2 separate regions of the Mus musculus genome follow, and region 2 is linked to region 1. A link is a loop called in an ENCODE intact Hi-C map of the cell type or tissue named here. Cell type or tissue: gastrocnemius. All regions are shown on one strand. Each heading gives the region's core, and the rest is flanking DNA. Links, peaks and the distances in the headings are about the cores only.

Evidence for each region. Hi-C counts contacts between places; a loop is a spot of excess contacts. Peaks named below come from ENCODE experiments on the same cell type or tissue, not always from the same donor. Only the 100,000 strongest peaks of a DNase experiment are listed, where the experiment ranks them.
Region 2: a loop joins it to region 1, with 2.5 times the contacts of the local background. A loop is called at or near these places in 3 of 42 quality-filtered maps.

Annotation. Positions count from the first base shown.
Region 1 is chr9:66,131,488-66,140,856 of GRCm38, forward strand. It overlaps Ciao2a (cytosolic iron-sulfur assembly component 2A), which reads left to right. Exons shown (of 5, transcript NM_026635.3): 2 at 1,040-1,204; 3 at 1,945-1,994; 4 at 4,815-4,860; 5 at 6,850-7,481. The coding sequence ends at 6,947. Among named protein-coding and RNA genes, the nearest start is that of Ciao2a, 9.6 kb to the left of the region's middle. In gastrocnemius, for the core only: a CTCF peak has its summit at 4,671 (motif pointing left); no DNase peak of the experiment used is centred there.
Region 2 is chr9:66,501,313-66,510,681 of GRCm38, forward strand. It overlaps Herc1 (HECT and RLD domain containing E3 ubiquitin protein ligase family member 1), which reads left to right. Exons shown (of 78, transcript NM_145617.3): 75 at 1-116; 76 at 618-770; 77 at 3,276-3,581; 78 at 6,827-7,463. The coding sequence ends at 7,012. Fbxl22 (F-box and leucine-rich repeat protein 22) reads right to left here. Exons shown (of 2, transcript NM_175206.4): 2 at 7,147-9,369. Among named protein-coding and RNA genes, the nearest start is that of Fbxl22, 8.6 kb to the right of the region's middle. In gastrocnemius, for the core only: no CTCF peak of the experiment used is centred there; DNase peaks (open chromatin) are centred at 4,848, 5,274, 6,554 and 7,843; H3K27ac peaks cover 2,567 bases.

The DNA.
Region 1 (9,369 bases), core at 497-8,496:
CTCTCTGTATGCTTGTCTTCTGGATGCAGAGAGTTGCCACATGTTAGTTCCTGTGAAACAAGGAACTTAGTTGCTTGTCCTGTCTCTGTCCCTGTTGTCATCTGCTGATTTTAAGCCGAGCTTCTCAGTGGCCGTCTCTAGCTCTTCTCTTTGGTTCTGGTTCTTGCAGCTAGTGTGAGTAAATTAGCAGTTGACTGTACCCCACTGCCCTTCCTACTTCCTTATTCTAAATCTCCTGAGGAATCCCTATTGCCTGTGGCTAGTTGTGAAATACCCTGGTGGTTGGGCCCCACCCTTCTTCTCTGCTCTTTCCTTTGCTGGAAACAAGCCAAGGAAGCCCCTGATGGTTCTTTCCTTCTGTCTTAAGGGGATGCTGTTCATTTTCAAAGGCTTAATCCCACCTTCTCTCCAACCAAGACTCCTCTAGGGCTCCCTTCACATTCTCCCCATTCACAGTTCCCATGGTTTTGAATTAAGACTTGGATATGGACGAATAATGATCTAAGAAAATTGTTTTCTATTAGTAGAAATTTCTGTCAGATACTTGGGAGTTGCTGAAATATTTGATTAAAAGAAAATTAGGAGGACGGGTAGTGGTGGCGCACGCCTTTAATCTCAGCGCTCGGGAGGCAGAGGCAGGCAGATTTCTGAGTTTGAGGCTAGCCTGGTCTACAGAGTGAGTTCCAGGACAGCCAGGGCTATACAGAGAAACCCTGTCTCGAAAAAACAAAAGAAAAAAAAAGAAAAAAGAAAGTTAGGGCGGGGTGGTTGGGCCTGAAGAGATGGCTCCGCATTGGCTGTTCTTGCAGAGGACCTGTGTTCAGTTTCTTATGCACATGGCCACTCACAGCTGTCATTCCAGGGATCTTGAGGCCCTGGTCTGGCTTCTGTGGGCACTACATACACAGAATACACAGATATGTATGGAGGCAAAACATACACATTTGAAACTAGTCCGTGCTTCAATTGAGATAAGAATCCTCATCCTCACTTAGAATATTCACATTTTAATTTAATACCTTGTCTCTGATGCTTCTAGATTTGATTCGAACTATCCGGGACCCAGAAAAGCCCAATACTTTAGAAGAACTGGAAGTGGTCACAGAGAGTTGTGTGGAAGTTCAAGAAATAAATGAAGATGACTATTTGGTTATTATCAAGTTCACACCAACAGTACCTCATTGCTCTTTGGCAACTCTTATTGGTAAGGGTTGTGTGTGTGTGTGTGTGCATGTGTGTGTACATGGGTGCATGGGAATTCTAGTTTTTATTGGTAAATGTGTGTCTGTATGAATGCTTCTTACATTTTTAATTAAGTTTTTTGTGTATGGGTTGTTTTATCTGCATGTATGTCTGGGTACCATGTGCCAACAGAGACCTGCTAAGTCATCCCGACGGCAGTTAAATAAGTGGTTTTAAATATACTTTGTTTTAATTTTTTGCCTGGCTTGGCTTACCAGTGGCTTATTTTGGGGGGTAGGGTTAAAGACAGGGTTTCCTTTTGTAGCTCTGGCTGTCCTAGACCAAGCTGGCCTCAAACTCATAGAGATCCGCTGGCCTCTGCCTCAGAGTGCTTGGATTAAAGGTGTGCGCCACCATGCCTGTCTTCTGGTATTTTGTAAAGCTTAAGGGTCCGTCCATTATGCCTGAGTGCCAGCTGGCCCAGCAGAAAAGGCCTGGCCTTTGTGGTGCTCCTTTGTTCTGGTCAGTGCCAGCTCTGCTGTGGTACTACCACCAACAGTCACCTTACACTGTGACCTTGGTTCACCATGTATAGAATGACCCAGTTCCCTGGATTTACTGGGGCAGGCATGAAACTCTATTTCCTCATGGTGCCAAGGTCACAGGAGACCCACACTGGGTGGATGCAGTTTGAACTTTATGGTTTTTCTAGAGCCAGTAAGAAGGGATACAAAGATAATGAAGATTTTTCCCCCATCATAGGGCTGTGCCTAAGAGTAAAGCTTCAGCGGTGTCTGCCGTTCAAACACAAGGTAAGAAGCTTGCTTCCGCCTCACACCCAGGGCCTCACGTGAGCCTCACATACCTGCCGCAGAGCCCCGTCCCTGCTCCAGCTTGACTTGTGACACCTATTAAGGTGTAATTCACACATCATATAAGCCACCTGAAGTAGATAGCTGAGTAGTCTCTGATAACTCCTGCAGGGTTCTGCAGCCATCTCTGAATCACTGTTGAACACTTGCATCCCCTGCATCCTGCATGCAGTCAAGTACGGTAAGACATGAGTAACGCCACCACTTGGGAGGTTAAGAGAGGATGGTAGCCTGGGCTACACAGCCAGATCCTGTATCAAAAATGGAGAGAGAGAGAGAGAGAGAGAGAGGGAGAGAGAGAGAGAGAGAGAGAGAGAGAGAGAGGGAAGGAGGGGGCAGCCCTGATTTGCTAATAAGTAGTCTCTCTGTGCTTACAGCATGCTCTTCTCTGCTTCTCTGTACAGAACAACCATCTATTTCCAGTCTCCATAATTTGGGATATTTCATTTTAATGAAATTAGACAGTGTGTGGATTCCTTGACTTACTATGTTTTTAGTGTTGATGTTTTAAAGTGTGTGTTTTATTCTTAGGTAGTGTCATATAATAATATCCAATTAAATGGAGAGACCTTGTTTAATTTTGCTTTCTTACCAGTTTTTAGACATTTGAGTTGTTCCCACTTTTTGTTAAAATGGAGTTTTGGGGCTGAGGAGATGGCTCAGTGGTTAAGTGTGGTTGCTCTTGCAGAGGACCTGAGTTCAATTCCCAGCGTCCACATGGTGGCTCCCAATCATCTATAACTTTAGTTCTTCTTTTGACTTCAATTGGCACATACATGGTACACATACATACATGCAGGTAAAACATTTATACACATTAAATAAATTATATGTATAATAAATTGTATATAATAATCATATATAAATAAATAATATATATATTATTGTTTCCAGTAATACCCTTTATGGTGGTAGTGTTCCCTCCCCTTCCTGCCTTCCCCCAGTAATGGTTCTCAGTAGTTACTTCATTTAGGCAGGAGTAGTTCCTTGCTCTTATCTTTCATGATTTTGATTTGTTGTTGTTGAGACAGGATCTCATTATGTAGCCCAGGCTGGCCTTGAGTTTGAGGCTATTCTCCTGCCTTAGCTTTCCAAGTGCTGGCACTGGCATTATTAGCATCTGTCAGCACACCTAGAGATCTTGACACTTGTGAAGAGTGTAGATATTTTATAGATTCTGTCTCAAATTGGGTTTTCAGATGATTCATGATTAGATTGTTATTCATTTTTGGTAAGAAAACAGAACAAATATGTTTTTCCTACATAGCATGAAGAAGCTATAGTTTTAGTTTGTCCCATCACAGCAGCCATACTATTAACTATTTGGTTATACTGAGGTATATTATTAATTCACATAGGAGCAGGGGAGTAAATGCTTGAGTCTTTATCTCTGCTTGTTGGCCTCTTTTTTTTTTTTTCTCCCGAGAAAGGGTCTTACTGCAGCTCTAGCTGTTCTAGAATTCTCTGAGTAGATCAGGCTGGCCTCGAACTCACAGAGACACCTGCTGCTGCCTCCCAAGTGCTAAGATTACAAGGCTTCTGCCATTGTGTCCAGCCTGTGGCTATTTCAGAATAGTGAGTCAGTAGTGAGTCCTGTAAATTCTCACCAGAGTTAAGCATTTGTTTTTCATGGAGTTTTGTGCTAGTGGAGGAATCGGGATAGTGGTCTTTTTAATTGTGTCTTTGTATGAGTGAGAGTAGTGTGTTTGCCATGGAACATGTTTGGAGTCCATTTTCTCTGTCCACTGTGGTATTGAATTCAGTCACCAGGCTTGTATGGCAAGCACTTCTACGTACTGAGCCGTCTCACCAGCCGAGTTTTGTGGTTTTAAAAGAAACTGAACTAAGTGGGGCGTGGTGTGCACATCTTTGATCCCAGCACTTGGATCTCTGAGTTTGAGGCTGGCCTGGTCTACAAAGTAAGTTCCAGGGTGCCCAGGGCTGTTACACAGAGAAACCTTGACTTGAAAAGCTGAGAGAGAGACAGACAGACAGGCAGACAGACAGGTAGGTACACAGAGAGAGAGAGAGAGAGACAGAGACAGAGACAGAGACAGAGACAGAGACAGAGACTCTGAGTTGAACTAGACGGTCTCTAAGGTCCCTATTAGCTATAATTGTTCTGTTTTCCTCTTGAAAACTCTTGATCTCTGGGCCGACTCTGTGCTGCCCTCTGCACAGGCTGGCTTTGGCCTCAGCCTCAGCCACAGGATTTGCAGCAGTTTTGTGGTTGTATCAAAAGCTCTTGTACTTAGGAGTTGACTAATTTGTGGAGTTAACAGGGCTAGACAAGACGGCTTTACTGGTGTTACACCTGGGAATAAACTAAGGCAGATAACAGGAAAAGGGGGATGCTCTCGTAGGCAAGAACCTATATATTTGTCTCATTTTTGTCAAGCAGTAACTTCGTGTGTGTTTGTGTATAAAATATGCATAAGAGAAAAAATGTGTTTGTGTGTGTAGAAGTGAGGAAGAAGAAAGGACACACTAGGTTGCTGGTGTGGTGCCCCAGGGAGATGGGACAGAAGGCAGATCAAATAATGATTTGAGAAGAGGGTGAGGGTAGGGCAGAGATCACGTGAGATCTGTATGATTCATACAGAAATCCAAGGGCACGCCCCCTGCAGGTCAGTTGGTGGAAATGCTTCAGTTCCATCCTGTTAGGTCTCTGATGTTCCCCACCCCGGTTCCCCATCCTGGGTCTGCCCTCCACACCTCTGGATGCTGCTGATGTTTTGCTTCTGTCTCTCTTCTCTCCAGTTGGAAATCTACATTTCTGAAGGAACTCACTCGACAGAAGAAGACAGTAAGTGAAGATGGCTTCAGCTAATACTTTTGTCTTGGGTACTAGGTTGTCAGCCAACTAGCCCAGCTGATATACTGGGGTGCCCTGCAAAAAAGAGGGGACACCACAGTTATGCTCTTCCTTCACAGGTTGGGAAGCCCAGGCATTTAAAGGAAGTCATTTTGTAAACTGGTTCTGATGGCAGGCTACATACAGATCCATAAACATGTCCAGCTCCAGAGACGTTGAGCTAGGAAGCCTTGGTTCTTCTCTAACAGCCCCTTAGCTGTGTGCAAAGTTGAAACCAAGAATCTCGAAAGTCATGTGTTAGGGAATCTTCGGGGGTGGGGGTGGTAATGGGGGGTGGTCTGGGTCAATGTGGTAGCACAGGAGTGGGGGTGACCCCTCCTCTGTAGAGAGAATACAACCAATAGTCATTTGAAAATTGAAGATGTGGGATTATAAAACAGCAAATGACAAAATGTTTCCTCATTAATTATGTGGTACATGGAAAACAGAATTTTGTACAAATGATGGGAAACAAGGGAAGAGAAAAACACTGGAAGTGCTTGCTTCCTGCCAGGCTCGATGGCACACGCCTTCAGTACCAGCACTCAGGAGGCAGGGACTGGCAGGTCTGAATTTGAAGCCAGCCTGGTCTGCAGAGTGACTTCCAGACCAGTCACGATTGCACAGTGAGCCTTTGTCTCAAATAAATAGTAAAAGTGCTCGTGTGTTAGCATCACTAAATAGATTGAAAAGGTAGAGAAGAGCAGAGGAGGAGAGAACGGGAGGTAATGGGTGAGGTGAGAGAAGACAGTAAGCCCTGAGAGCAAGCTGTAAGTGGAGAGGCGAGGGAGGACACTCGCCGGTCCAGAGGGGCAGCCTGCCAGCCTGTCCTAGAAGCCTGTTAGGTACTGTGGGAGAACAATGAAAATCATGCCCTAGTTTTTATAGTTCTCTGGGGGATAAATGCTCCAAACCTCCTAAGCTGAGGAATTTTATCTCTCACTTTATTTATTTACTTACTGTGTGTGTTTTGCTTGCATGCATGTCTGCATTCATGCCTCCAGTGCCCTTAGAGGCCAGAGGAGGACATCAGATTCCCTGGAACTGGGGTTATTAGCTGCCATGTAGGTTTTGGGAATCACAGCCAGGTCTCCTGGAAAAGCGGCCAGTGCTCTTAACTTCTGAGCCACCTTTTCAGCCCTCACTTTATTTATTTTATTTACTTCGTATAAAGCTAGGGATTGAACCCAGGGCTTCAAATGTGCAAGGCAAGAGCTGTTCCACTGAGCTATATTCCCAGTCCATTTTATTTATTTGGTTTGTTTGTTTATTTGTTTATGAACTTGGTCTCACTGTGTACACCAGGCTGGCCTAGAACTCATAGAGTTCTGTCTGCCTTTGACCCCTGAGTGCTGGGTAAAGGCAGGCACCACTATGCCTGGCCAGACATTTAGAATTTTTGCCATGTAACCAGCACTATAGTTAAACAAACAGGGCTAAATGGGAAAAGCAGCAGTTTTGAATGTCACTCTGAATGTAACTGTATAGAAATGTGTGTATTGATGATGCCCAGAAAGAAATCAAAATTGCAGTTGGTTGTAGAGTGGAGCGCGAGAGAGTATTTTTCTCTTGAGACGGCTTTCAGGACCTTAGTCATTGCATTAGGATGGATTAGTTAAAAGCACTTGCTGTTCTTCCCAAGGACTGGGGTTCAGTGTCCAGGACCCACATCAGGCAGCTCACAATCACTCAGAGCTTCAGCCCCAGGGGATCCAGTGCCCTATTCTGGCCTCCATATACACTTGTGAGCAGTGCATGTGTGTGTGTGTGTGTGTGTGTGTGTGTGTATGCCCAAGGGAAAAAAATCTTAATAAACTGTATGATGAGTTAGCTGTAAGTTCTCAAGGAGTTAAATGCTTTGCTTTAGCAGGCTGGAAAAATGCTGCTGACTGACCTCTCTGTCAGCACAGTTCTGTTAACTTTTGTCCTTGTGTTTTGCAGTCAACAAGCAGATAAATGACAAAGAGCGAGTGGCAGCTGCAATGGAGAACCCCAACCTTCGGGAAATCGTGGAACAGTGCGTCCTCGAGCCGGACTGACCCCTCCCTAAGAGCCAGTGGCTTAGAAGTGTTGGATCTGCTAGTTTCAATCCTTTGTAAGATGTAGAGGACACATGTTGACTAGATAGGTGATTTGTACCTCAGAGCTTTTTTTGTTTTTTGTTTTTTCGAGACAAGGTTTCTCTGTGTGGCCCTGGCTGTCCTGGAACTTGTTCTGTTGACCAGGCTGGCCTTGAACTCAGAGATCCACCTGGCTCTGTCTCCCAAATGCTGGGATTAAAGGTGTACACCACCACTGCCTGGCCTTCAGAGCATCTTTTAAGAGGATTCTTTCTGAGCAAATTTCAGTTATGAGGTAGATTCTAATTGTTCAATGAGTAACATTCTCAGGATTTCTAACTCAAGTGATCAGACAGAAAATATTTTCTAGTTATTATGTGTAAAATGTTACTATTTTTCTGATGACCATTCTGATACAACTGCTTTTCATGTCAAATATCTACTGTGCCCAAATGTATTTGATTTAAACCATTCTAAAATAAATATGACACGATTCTTTTAATGGCTCACCTTAGGTTTTTACTGAATTATAAATTCTAATGTAAACGTGAACTTTTAACAGGCATCTCCATAGCTGTGTTCTCTGATTATTGTGTAGAGTGAGGTCTAAGAATGGAAAGGTGAGGCCTGCTTTCCCTTTGGGAGAATGCTGGACCCATGCATTTAGAGTTGAGGGTCAGATGACTTATCTAGTTTTAACTAGTTTATTTTATGTGTATGATTGTTTTGCCTGCATGTATATATGTGTACCACATGCTTGCCTGAGGAGTTCAGAAGAAGGGATCAAATCCCCTGGAACTAGAATTACAGTTGTTAGTTGCCATGTAGGTGCTGGGATCGAACCTAGGTCGTTTGGAAGAGCAGTGTAGGTGGGTGCTCTTAGCCACTCAACAACCATCCATCTCTCCAGCTTCATAGTCACAGTTTTAAAGGAGTCTCCTCAAGAAGAGCGGAGGATCTAGCACAGTGAGAGTGTTGTGCTCTGCAAGGCCAAGTACCCGGGTTCAAACTTCCCCCCAAAAGAAGTACTGTGAGGTACTTGTTTGTTTTGTTTTTACTGAATTAATCTAGATGTTCTGAGCTTTCTTTTTTTCTTAGCTCAGCCTGATAGGGAGAAGAGTATACCTTTGGAGTGTGAAAGGGTATGGTAGGCGGCTTGCAGCAGAGCCTAATGTCCTCATCACCTGGCCTTTGTGCACTTGTACAGTCTCTTCCAGTTACAGCTGGTGGGCAGACCCAAAGAAATGGCAGAGGGACATAGTGTGACTTCTGAGTGCAGATTAGAATAGGTATTGCTGCTTCTGTCTTGGTCTTTTGGATTGCTCTCTCTGCCAGAATCTGGCCACTACAGCCAGAGAAAACTCAAGCATACCTGTGGAGACTTTCACAGGTAGAGGAGGCTACCCCACTGTCTACTACAATCACCATACACTAATTTTCGACCTTCGTGAACCACCGTGGAAGCCATCTTCCACCCACGGCCACTGTGTTAGGTAGATAAGAGTCTCATAGAAGACCTGGAAGGGAAGGGCCGTGCTAGAGACCAAATGTTTACTGTTTATTTCACTAAGGGCAAGGATTAGTTTGTTATGAAACACTAAGTCACAGAGTGCTGGGTGCCAACCCCATTTTGGCAGAAGGCTGGGGTGTGACACTTAGCATTCTGTTGAGGGGATTTTTAAGAAGTTAACTCAGAGTTTGGAGGTATGCTGTCTGTGGGTGAGAGAGACTCAGGACCATGTTTATGGCAGCCCAAGGAACAAAAATGGAACAGGGCAAGAGGCTAGGTACCTTGGAAATTTGGAAGCACTTTAAAAATGCATATATATTTTAAAAATTTTAAGTACATGTATGTCTGTACACCACATGTATGCCTGGTACCTGTGGAGGCCATAAAGGCCATAAAGATTCTCTGAAATTGGAGTTACACACGGTTGTGAGCTGCCACGTGGGTGCTGGGAATCAAACCCTGGGTCCTGCAAGAGCAACTGCAAGAGCAACTGCAAGAGCAACAAGTGCCCTTAGCCACTGACTTGTCTCTCTGGCCTCGAGTCTAACCACTTTGAGGGCAAAGCAGTGCCTGAGTGTCTTGCTGGGGTGTCATAATTGACACTGGCCAACAGGCTTTCTGCAGGGCAAGGAAGCCTCATCAGAGAGAGTCTGGACATGTGCCGCCGGGTGCCCAGGGACGTCTGCCCTGCTCTGTGCTCTCCAACCTCGTGCACACGTGTGTGCAAGCATGTGCCATTTGACCAGTGCTTACTTCTAGAACAGCCGTTCTCAATCTGTGGCTCATGACCTCCTTGAAGGTCAAATGACCTGTGAAAATGGGCGTCTTATATCAGATATTTACATTATGACTCATAACAAAATTATATTTATGCAGTAGGAACAAAATAAT
Region 2 (9,369 bases), core at 210-8,209, 370 kb after region 1:
GCTGTGTCCCACTTACCCTGGAGGACCTGGAGGAAGTGGATCTGCTTTATGTGCAGACCCTTAACAGCATCCTTCACATTGAAGACAGTGGCATTACTGAAGAGAGTTTCCATGAGGTAAGCCTGGCACAGCTGGGCTTCTGTAACTCCTGACTTACTGTGTTCTCCAATCAGAAGTTTTCTATGTAAAGTCAGATGTTGTCTACCTCTTTCTGTCGGTCTGACTTTAGCATATCTAGGCCAAGCTGCCCTGGTACCTCAGTTTTAGTGGTCCAGGGAGCTGCTAATATGTGGAGCTGGCTCCAACTCCCAACTCCTGCTTCTTGTACCTTCTTGTACCTTAACAACTTTTCTGCCCGTCATGTGGACAACCACGGGCACCAAGTGGAGAGGGAGGCCTAGGTAGCCAGAACACAACAGACCTGGTTTGGGACAAAGATGTGGCTCTTTTTACCTATAGCAGATGGGTCAGCATAGTCTTGAGCAGTCAGACAGACGTGACTGGCCTGCCTTGTTTATAGAACTAAAGCCTTGACTTCATTATTGGTCTGTGTATGAGTCATGCTTTTTGTTATCCTCTTTACTGTGTAATAAAATATCTTATCTTTCTTTCCTTAGATGATTCCTCTTGATTCTTTTGTCGGCCAGAGTGCTGATGGTAAAATGGTCCCCATAATCCCTGGAGGAAATAGTATCCCACTCACGTTTTCCAATAGGAAGGAGTACGTAGAGAGGGCCATTGAGTATCGACTTCATGAGATGGACCGGCAGGTAAGATGAACTATCATGGTGCAGGAAGTGGTCTAGAATGCTTTCATTTGTCCAGACAAGAGCTCACTTATTTATGCCAGATCTGGCATTATTCGCCATCCATGCATAGATTCGCTTATATCTCTATTTCAGACCTTATTAGAGACTTCCTAGGCCATGTCTTACTATATCTACATCCTTAAGTCAGCTCCAAATTGACGTTGTTGTAGAAGGCCGTCTCCTTCCTCCTCCTCACATACCTATCTGGCCTGCATCTCTTACATTTTTGGTTGTGAGCCTATCCTTTAACGGCTGAGCCATCTATCCAGCCCTGGCCTGCATCTCTTAACTGCTCCCCACACAGTGCCCACTCCAGCTGGGTCACTTACCCTTAAACACGGTCTTACAGCCTAACGAGAGCCTCTTTCCTGCTCCTGATGCAGACCCTCAAGCCACAGCCAGGAGTGTACCTCCTTCACAGTCCTGCCTTACTCTGAAATCACTCCCCTTGTCTCATATCATTGTGCATGTGGTGGCCTAAAGACATTCAGGTCTTGTGTCTTCAGTCAGCTTGAAGGCTGCACGTGAGGAGTATCTTCTTTTTTGTTTGTGTTCTCCTTGGTCTGTGCTGAAGCATGAATAAGCATTGGATTAACAAAGGGGTAGGAATAAATGACCCTAGGAATTGATGTGTCTAAAGTTGGTTCTTTCCATAAAATCATTAACAGTTTCAGTATTTTATTTTTAGGTTATATTGGGTCCTTTTTAGCTCTGGATCCAGGCTCTGAGGATATCTAAGTTCAGTTATTTCAAGTTCCATATCCCTCACTCCTGGGTCCTTCTTTGAGTTTAGCTTTGGGACCAGTTCAGTTCTTAAACTGTTTTCTTTGTGACAGTGTTTACAGGAACAGGATCCAGGGTTTGTCTCCAGTTCATGATAGAGTGAGGAGGGGTGGGGGGGCAGGGAGAGATTGACGGACAGGGAGAGAGAGAGGGACAGGGAGAGAGAGGGACAGGGAGAGAGAGAGGGACAGAGAGAGAGAGGGGAGCAGGGAGAGAGAGAGGGACAGGGAGAGAGAGAGGGGCAGGGAGAGAGAGGGGGGGCAGGGAGAGAGAGAGAGGGGCAGGAGAGAGAGGGGGGCAGGGAGAGAGAGAGGGACAGGGAGAGAGAGAGGGACAGGGAGAGAGAGAGGGACAGGGAGAGAGAGAGGGGCAGGGAGAGAGAGAGGGACAGGGAGAGAGAGAGGGGCAGGGAGAGAGAGAGGGACAGGGAGAGAGAGAGGGGCAGGGAGAGAGAGGGGGGCAGGGAGAGAGAGAGGGACAGGGAGAGAGAGAGGGACAGGGAGAGAGAGAGGGGCAGGGAGAGAGAGAGGGACAGGGAGAGAGAGAGGGGCAGGGAGAGAGAGAGGGACAGGGAGAGAGAGGGGGGCAGGGAGAGAGAGGGGGCAGGGAGAGAGAGAGAGAAACAGAGACAGAGACTGAGGACTAAGATTGTGCCATGCAAAACAAATGTTCTATCACTGAACTTTGATGAACATTGAAAATCTTCAAAGTGCAGTGGTCCTGCCAAGTGCCGGGCCTCACTGTGTACAGTTATTTTGGGGGGTGGAGGGTGCTCTGGGAAATAAAGGCATTGTCAACCATTACCACAGAACCTAGAGAAAATAAGAATGGCCCTACCACAGACCCAAGAGCCAGAGCCAGGCTTCACTGCAGGCTGGTTCTGCTGACCATTCCTCTGAGCTTTGTCCACTCTCCTTGTTCCTCTCTCGGTGAATTGTCCCTTTGTTTTCACTTCCACCTCATCTTGTAGTATGAGTGTTCTTCCTGTAACTGTCCCCAGTCATTTCCTTGCTACCTCAAAGCAGCCAGCCTCACCCCTTAGCATCATACTGTATCCAGTCAGTTTTTGTTTTCTATTTTTCTGGCCTTGGTGGGTTGGCTTTGACAATCTGTAGCATGGATAGTCCCTTAGTCCCTTAGGGGTTCTATGGGCAGTCCCTCAGCCCAGGCAGTCACCAGAGCACCAGGTACAACCCCAGGGCCTTTCCTCGCTGTTGCTTCTGTTCTGAGGCGTGTGGTTTGCTTTATCAGGGGTGGTTTTAAGCTGCCCTAAAGAGAAGTGTGTGAGCTAGGGCCGCCCTCCTGCCCCCCAGAGGCAGAGGCTGGAGCTTCTTCCTCCATTCTCAGCTCCTTAGCTCCCCTGTGCTCTGAGAAGAGAAGCAGGGTGATTTTGAGTCATGGAGACACCACAGCACACTTTTAACAGCACACAGCTACATGTGACTAGAAACATGGCGGGGTGGCCACTGAAGGGACCCAGGCACTAAAACTCTGTGGAGAGAAGAAAGGCTCTGGTGCTGACTGACTTGAGACTAAGAGTGTGAGAGTCCCAGAGCAGTGGAACTCACACAAGGGTGGCCCTGGCTGCAGACCTCGGGCCTGGAACAGACAACCTGTGTCATGATGAGTGTCTGTCTACTACACCAAATGTGTGTTAAAATGAACAACCTTTAATGGATACAGGTGGCTGCAGTTCGAGAAGGGATGTCCTGGATTGTCCCTGTACCATTGCTGTCCCTCCTCACGGCCAAACAGCTGGAACAGATGGTGTGTGGGATGCCTGAGATCTGTGTGGATGTCCTGAAGAAGGTGGTGCGATACCGTGAGGTGGACGAGCAGCACCAGCTGGTGCAGTGGCTCTGGCGCACACTGGAAGAGTTCTCCAATGAGGAGCGGGTGCTCTTCATGCGCTTCGTGTCTGGGCGCTCCCGACTGCCAGCCAACACCGCTGACATTTCCCAGAGGTTTCAAATCATGAAGGTCGATAGGGTAAGTAGGCAGTTCTCCTTCCTTGGTTAAAATTTACTTCTTCTCCCCCCAACCCCTTCTCTGTTCCTTGCCTGCTAGGGAAACCAAAATGTAACCCCCCCAGAAGGTCTGCCCATTCAGGCTCTAGCATTTAGATTATCCAAATCTAAAAACATCAAGCATAAAAATTTACGTTCACTTAGGTGTGGGGAGAAAAGAGCCTAGTGGATGTGGAGTGCGTGTTGCCACAGCAACCCTGGCCTTGGTTAGGTCTCAGTGGGCAGGGGATCCTCATGCTTCCCCCGACTCTCAGGCCCTGGGCCTTTTCCATGTGTGCTCGTGTGCCAGGGTCCAGTCTTGTTTGGTGCACACCTGGTGTGCAGGAACCTGGAGATGTAGGCAGCAGGTATATGCTACCACAGGAGGGGTGCAGAGGGTGGAGGCCTTAGCTGCAGAGCCTCAAGAATAAACAAGCTTAGAATCTGAAGCACACATTGCAGTCCAGAGCCATTCTTCCTAAGTACTCTACCAGCTGTGCCTCTTTCCGTCTAGATCTTTCAGGGATCCTGGACAGACCCCGGGTAGATGCTGCTAGCCCTCTCCACAATCAGGCTTCTGCCTGTCTCTCCAGCATACCGTGTTCTTTTGCTTTGGAGCCCTTCCATAGTGAGTTTTCCTTCGTGCCCTTTCCATCTGGGCCTAGCAAGCACTGCCCTTTAAGGACAGTGCCCGTGATCTCCCTTACAGGAAGCTCTGGGATTCTTTCCTGTGCTTTCTGCCTGATTTCCTCTGGGCCTCTGCTCTCTGGCCCAACACTTACAGTATCTCTCTCCTCCTCTTTACTCAGCAGTAGCCCCTCCCCTTCCTGTGTGTGGGCACCCTCTAGCAGGTGCGTGGTGTTTGATAAGGAAATGGTAAGGAAAATAAGATGCTACACCCAGCACTTTCTTCAATTTCAGTGCCCTGTGTTCTTCACTCTCTTGCTGCTCCTGGAGGTTGCTGTAAACCAGTGATTCTCAACCCTCCTAATGCTGCGACCCTTTAATACAGTTCTTCATATTGTGACCCCCAACCATAAAATTATTTGACTACTTCATAACTGTATTTTGCTACCATTATGAATCATAATGTAAATATCTGATATGCAGAATATTTGATAAACTACCCCTATAAAAAGGTCTAAAAGGGGTCCAGACTCACAGGCTGAGAACTGCTCCTGTCGACAGAACTTTGCCTCCTGCAGCCTCCAGCTGGAGCCCTGCTCCTGGCTAGGGCCGTGGTTCACTGGGACTGCTGTGCTCTGGGATGCTGTGAAAAGAGCCTTTCCATACATTTGCTGCATGACTAGCCAGAGACTATAAGCGGCCAATCTGTTTTGTTGTTGCACAGTGAAGTGGGAAGGGGGTAATAGTTTCCTTCTGGTTAGTCCTCGGAATGATCCTTGCCTTGACTGTGTCCTAGGCTGCCCAGTCACCCCAGGAGTTACTGCTACTAATCCCCTGCCTCAGTAAACTGACTACTGGGGGTGTTCCTCTATGGCTCTTGGGTCACTTCTTTAGTACCCACATTTAAGTGTCTGAGCCATCTGATGTCCTTCCCTTCCTTGATGTCCTCAGCTTTTCTGCCCATATCTCTGGCATCAGTGGCTCTCATATGGAGGCTGATGAGCCTCTCATACATGGAGGATGCAGATCCCACCACTGGAATGCAGCCCAGTTGTCAGGGTGCTCTGAGGAAGAGCACAGATTCAAAAAGAGCTAGGGAGGAAGGGTGGGGTCAGGATGTAGCCAGTAGGAAGTGCTTCCCTGGCACTCACAACCCAGCACTGCAAGGAGAGACATTTACTATTAAATACTGTGTAGCCAGCAGTGGTACACACTGTGATCCTAGCACCTAAGGAAGGAGTTCAAGTTAGGGCCAGCCTGAGCTACATAACAGACCCTGTCTGTCTTAGCTTGGGTTTTACTTCTGTGAGCAGACACCATGACCAAGGCAACTCTTATAAGGACACCTTTTAACTGGGGCTGGCTCACAGGTTTAAAGGTTCAGTCCATCATCATCAAGGCAGGAGCATGGCAGCTTCCAGGCAGGCTTGGTGCAGATGAAGCTGAGAGTTCTACATCTTCATCTGAAGATATCTGCTAGCAGAACACTGGCTACCACATGGTTAGGAGGAGGGTCTCATTGACTACCCCCACAGTGATGCACTTTCTCTAAGAAGGCCACATGTCCTAGTAGTGCCAGTCCCTGGGCCAAGCATATTCAAATCACACTGTCTAAAAAAATAAGAATCATAATTATCATTACTGTCCTTGCAAATCGTTTGGAAAATGGTTGTTAGCAGGGTGGGTCAGAGAAGATATATAACCTGCCCTCTAAAAGAAGCCATTTTCAGCTGTGTACTTTAAAAATTCTTTTTTAAAGCCAAGCATAGTGGCATACTCTCAGTACTTAGGAGGCAGAGGCAGGTACATCTTTGTGAGTTCAAGGTCTGCCTGGTCTGCATACTGAGTACCAAGCTAGCCAGAGTTATATAGTGAGACCATGTGTTTAAAGGGGGCGGGGCTTTTTTTAATTAAAATTTAAAAAACCCTCTTTCCAAGCCGGGCAGTGGTGGGATACACCTTTAATCCCAGCATGCAGGAGACCAGAGGAAGGTGGATCTCTGTGAGTTTGAGGGGACAGCCAAAGCTATACAGAGAAACTCTGTCTTGAAAAGCCAAAAAGAAAAACAAAACAAGAAAACGCAGCTGTGTAAACACATCCTCATGATGGTTAGTTAAGTGCACACCTTGGGCTTCACTGCTTTTCCCCACCATCCGTGAACAACAGCGAGGGGCTTCAGACCACACTGCAGCAGAGAAGGGGTGAGGTGCCATGGACAGGACCCTAGCCCCTTCCACTTCACTCTCTGTGGGGATCCCCACCATGACCTCAGGCCTGCCTGCCCCTTGGTGGACAGCAGGGAGCTCTCAGCATGCTCTTCTCTCTGCCAGGTTCTGGTCTCCCAAGTAGCCCTAGTCAGGACTCCACTTTCCATTGCAGGCCATTGCAGGAAGTGGGAAGGAGGATGAAGCCCAACTGAAAGTGTCCCCAGCTGCGACAGTGGGTCCTCTGTGCTTTGTGCTGAGACCTACTCTCTGACTCCTGCAGATCAGCCAGAAGTCAGGGAGAGGCTCTCTCCTGTCTTGGGTGGTAATGAGTAGCCCCATGCTCCCTGGGATGGCAGTGCACTTGTTAACAGCTCTTGGTCTGTCTCTCCACAGCCTTATGACAGTCTGCCTACCTCACAGACCTGCTTCTTCCAGCTGCGGCTGCCCCCCTATTCCAGCCAGCTGGTCATGGCTGAGCGCTTGAGATATGCCATCAACAACTGCCGTTCAATTGACATGGACAACTACATGCTCTCAAGAAATGTGGACAATGCAGAGGGCTCTGACACTGACTACTGACTGATGAGGGTGCTGTCACCCACCTTTCTCAATAATGCTCACTTCCAATTTGATGTTGGTATACTTTTATGGTAACTACATAGATGTTTTAGGAACATAAGCTGATACAAACAGTGGCCACATTTAGTTACTTCAAATGAAACAAAGAAATTAGATGGTTTTATTTTTCTGTGATTGTACAAAACAAAGAGCAGAAACTGCTCAGTCAGGTTTTCCTCTGTATTTTTTGGTCACTGTGGATAAGTTTGCATGGAGCCATTTTGGTGTATTTTTAGTTGAGAATGATACATTTTTGTAAGCCCACCCAGTGAACATGAAATTGTACATTGTGTATAATTGTTCATTAGAAAGGACAGTTTTACATGAATATTCATATATTTATTTTGTTTTAGTTTGATTCGCCTGTGCAGGGTTCCTTATGCAGAGAAATAAAGCAGATTCAGGAATCAGAGTGGGGCCGCTGTTGTTGATCCAGGGGTGCCTAGGCTAGAAGTTGAAGCAGACATGAGCCCAAACAGAGTGAGCTTTGCAGTCTGCCAGTGTCACCTTGCTCTCTGGGCCATTCAGAAACTGGGGACAGATTTCTTCTGAAAAGGATACCTACCGAGGAGGAGCCGGGGCTCTCACACCTCCCTCCCCTTGTGCTGCTGGCATCCCGGCCTACAGCAGAGCCTCAAGCATGGCTGGTGTGAGGCAGCACCTCTGTGCCAATGTACCAAAGGACAGCAAAGGGGACAGTGGTCCAAAAGAGACAGCTGTGCACATGCATCAGTGAGTGGATGGGTGGCTGACAGTGTACATTCATACAAGGGTTAGTGTGTGGATGAGGGACTGAGACAGAGCCCCACTTGGTGTTTAACCCAGCCCTTGTGGTCAGTGGCAGTTGCTCATCTGTCCAAGAGTGCCAGCTGAGTATGCCGGGTGGTGGGAAAGAGGAGCCCCCTTGCTGTGAGGCTCCTGCTGCAGTGTACCAGAAAGCATTGGAGGTCAGTAGGCAGCTTGTCTCTTTTCCTCCCATCTAATCTGTGTCACAGGCTGCTTCCTGTGGACTCAATGAAAAGGCCATTGCTGACAGCCTGCTCAAATAAGGTACCAGGCAGAGAAACGGGAAGGCAAGTTTACCAGTGGAAAGGCGAGTGCTTGTCTTTCCAAATCTGAAGGAACATCCCTGATAAAGCTGAGAATCCAGGCATCATTTTATTGAAGTTTTCATATGGAATTGGTTCCCTAGAAAAAGATTCAAGTCTCTGGGGGGCACCGGAGACTTCTAAATAAAGATATGCCCTTAATTCTGGACTTGAGGTAGGAAGGCCCTGCTTGTGCCTCTAGGCTTTGTCCTAGTGACAAGCAGTCTGCAGGCTTCAGTTTATTGCCATTGAGAATAATGCCTTAACCGGATCTGGGCCTTTGACAGAAGATTTGCTCTGCCTGGAGACTGTGGGAGCACTCTAGTAAGATGGTGCCCGACAAACCCACTTGTCTCAGGTCTGCAGAGATGCAGATAGCATGGTGATGCTGCCTCTTAGCTGGAAACCTGCATGCTTGCTTTGAGTTTTTGTTTGTTTGTGTTTTTATTTTCCTCTTCTTGATTCTTGAAGACTAGTGTTCCTTATCTGTAGAGCAGCCAGCCATTGGGTCTCAGGGCAGGGATTTGGTTTGCCTTGTAGAGACTTGTGTATTTCCTTAATTGCTGGCCTCGTTCAGTTAACAAATACTTGCCAACTTATGTCCTTAATCAGTCTCAAGAAAACATAAACCCTCTACCTTCAAAAACCAAGCTTTTCCCAGATGTCCATGAACATGTGACCTTTGTCAGATGAAGCTCTGTGTCTGCCAAGCTCAGTATTTAGCAAAAAAGTATGTGTTGGACATTTATTGGGAGAGCAGGCAAAAAGGGGCCTGGGGACCATTTGGTCTTCCCTTTACAGATCTGGGAAATTAGAGCCCAGTTTTCTCTGGTTTTGCTGTCAGTAAAGGGTTAGTGGCTTACCCACCTTCCCTGAAGGTGGCATGTGCTTGCTGAGCTATGCCTGCCAGTGGGAACATCGTCAGCACAGTTGGAACACTCCACTGGGAGCTTTCCCAAAGATTAGAAGGCATTACACCAGGCCACGACTTGTGTACCCTGATTCTGGGTGAGGCACTGCCACAGCTCAGAACCTGGCAGCAGCAGGAAAGTCCCTCAGCAGTCCCCAGGGCCTTGGAGGCTATGCCTGCCACACGTGCCTGAATGTTGTTCAGTGGAACTTCACACACTTTCGCTGTTTGGTGGTCTGGCTCCTGCTGGCATGCGGTTACCTCCAAGGGCTCATTTTATCCTCCTCATAATCTGTCCTTTACACTTCCCTCCATCTGGT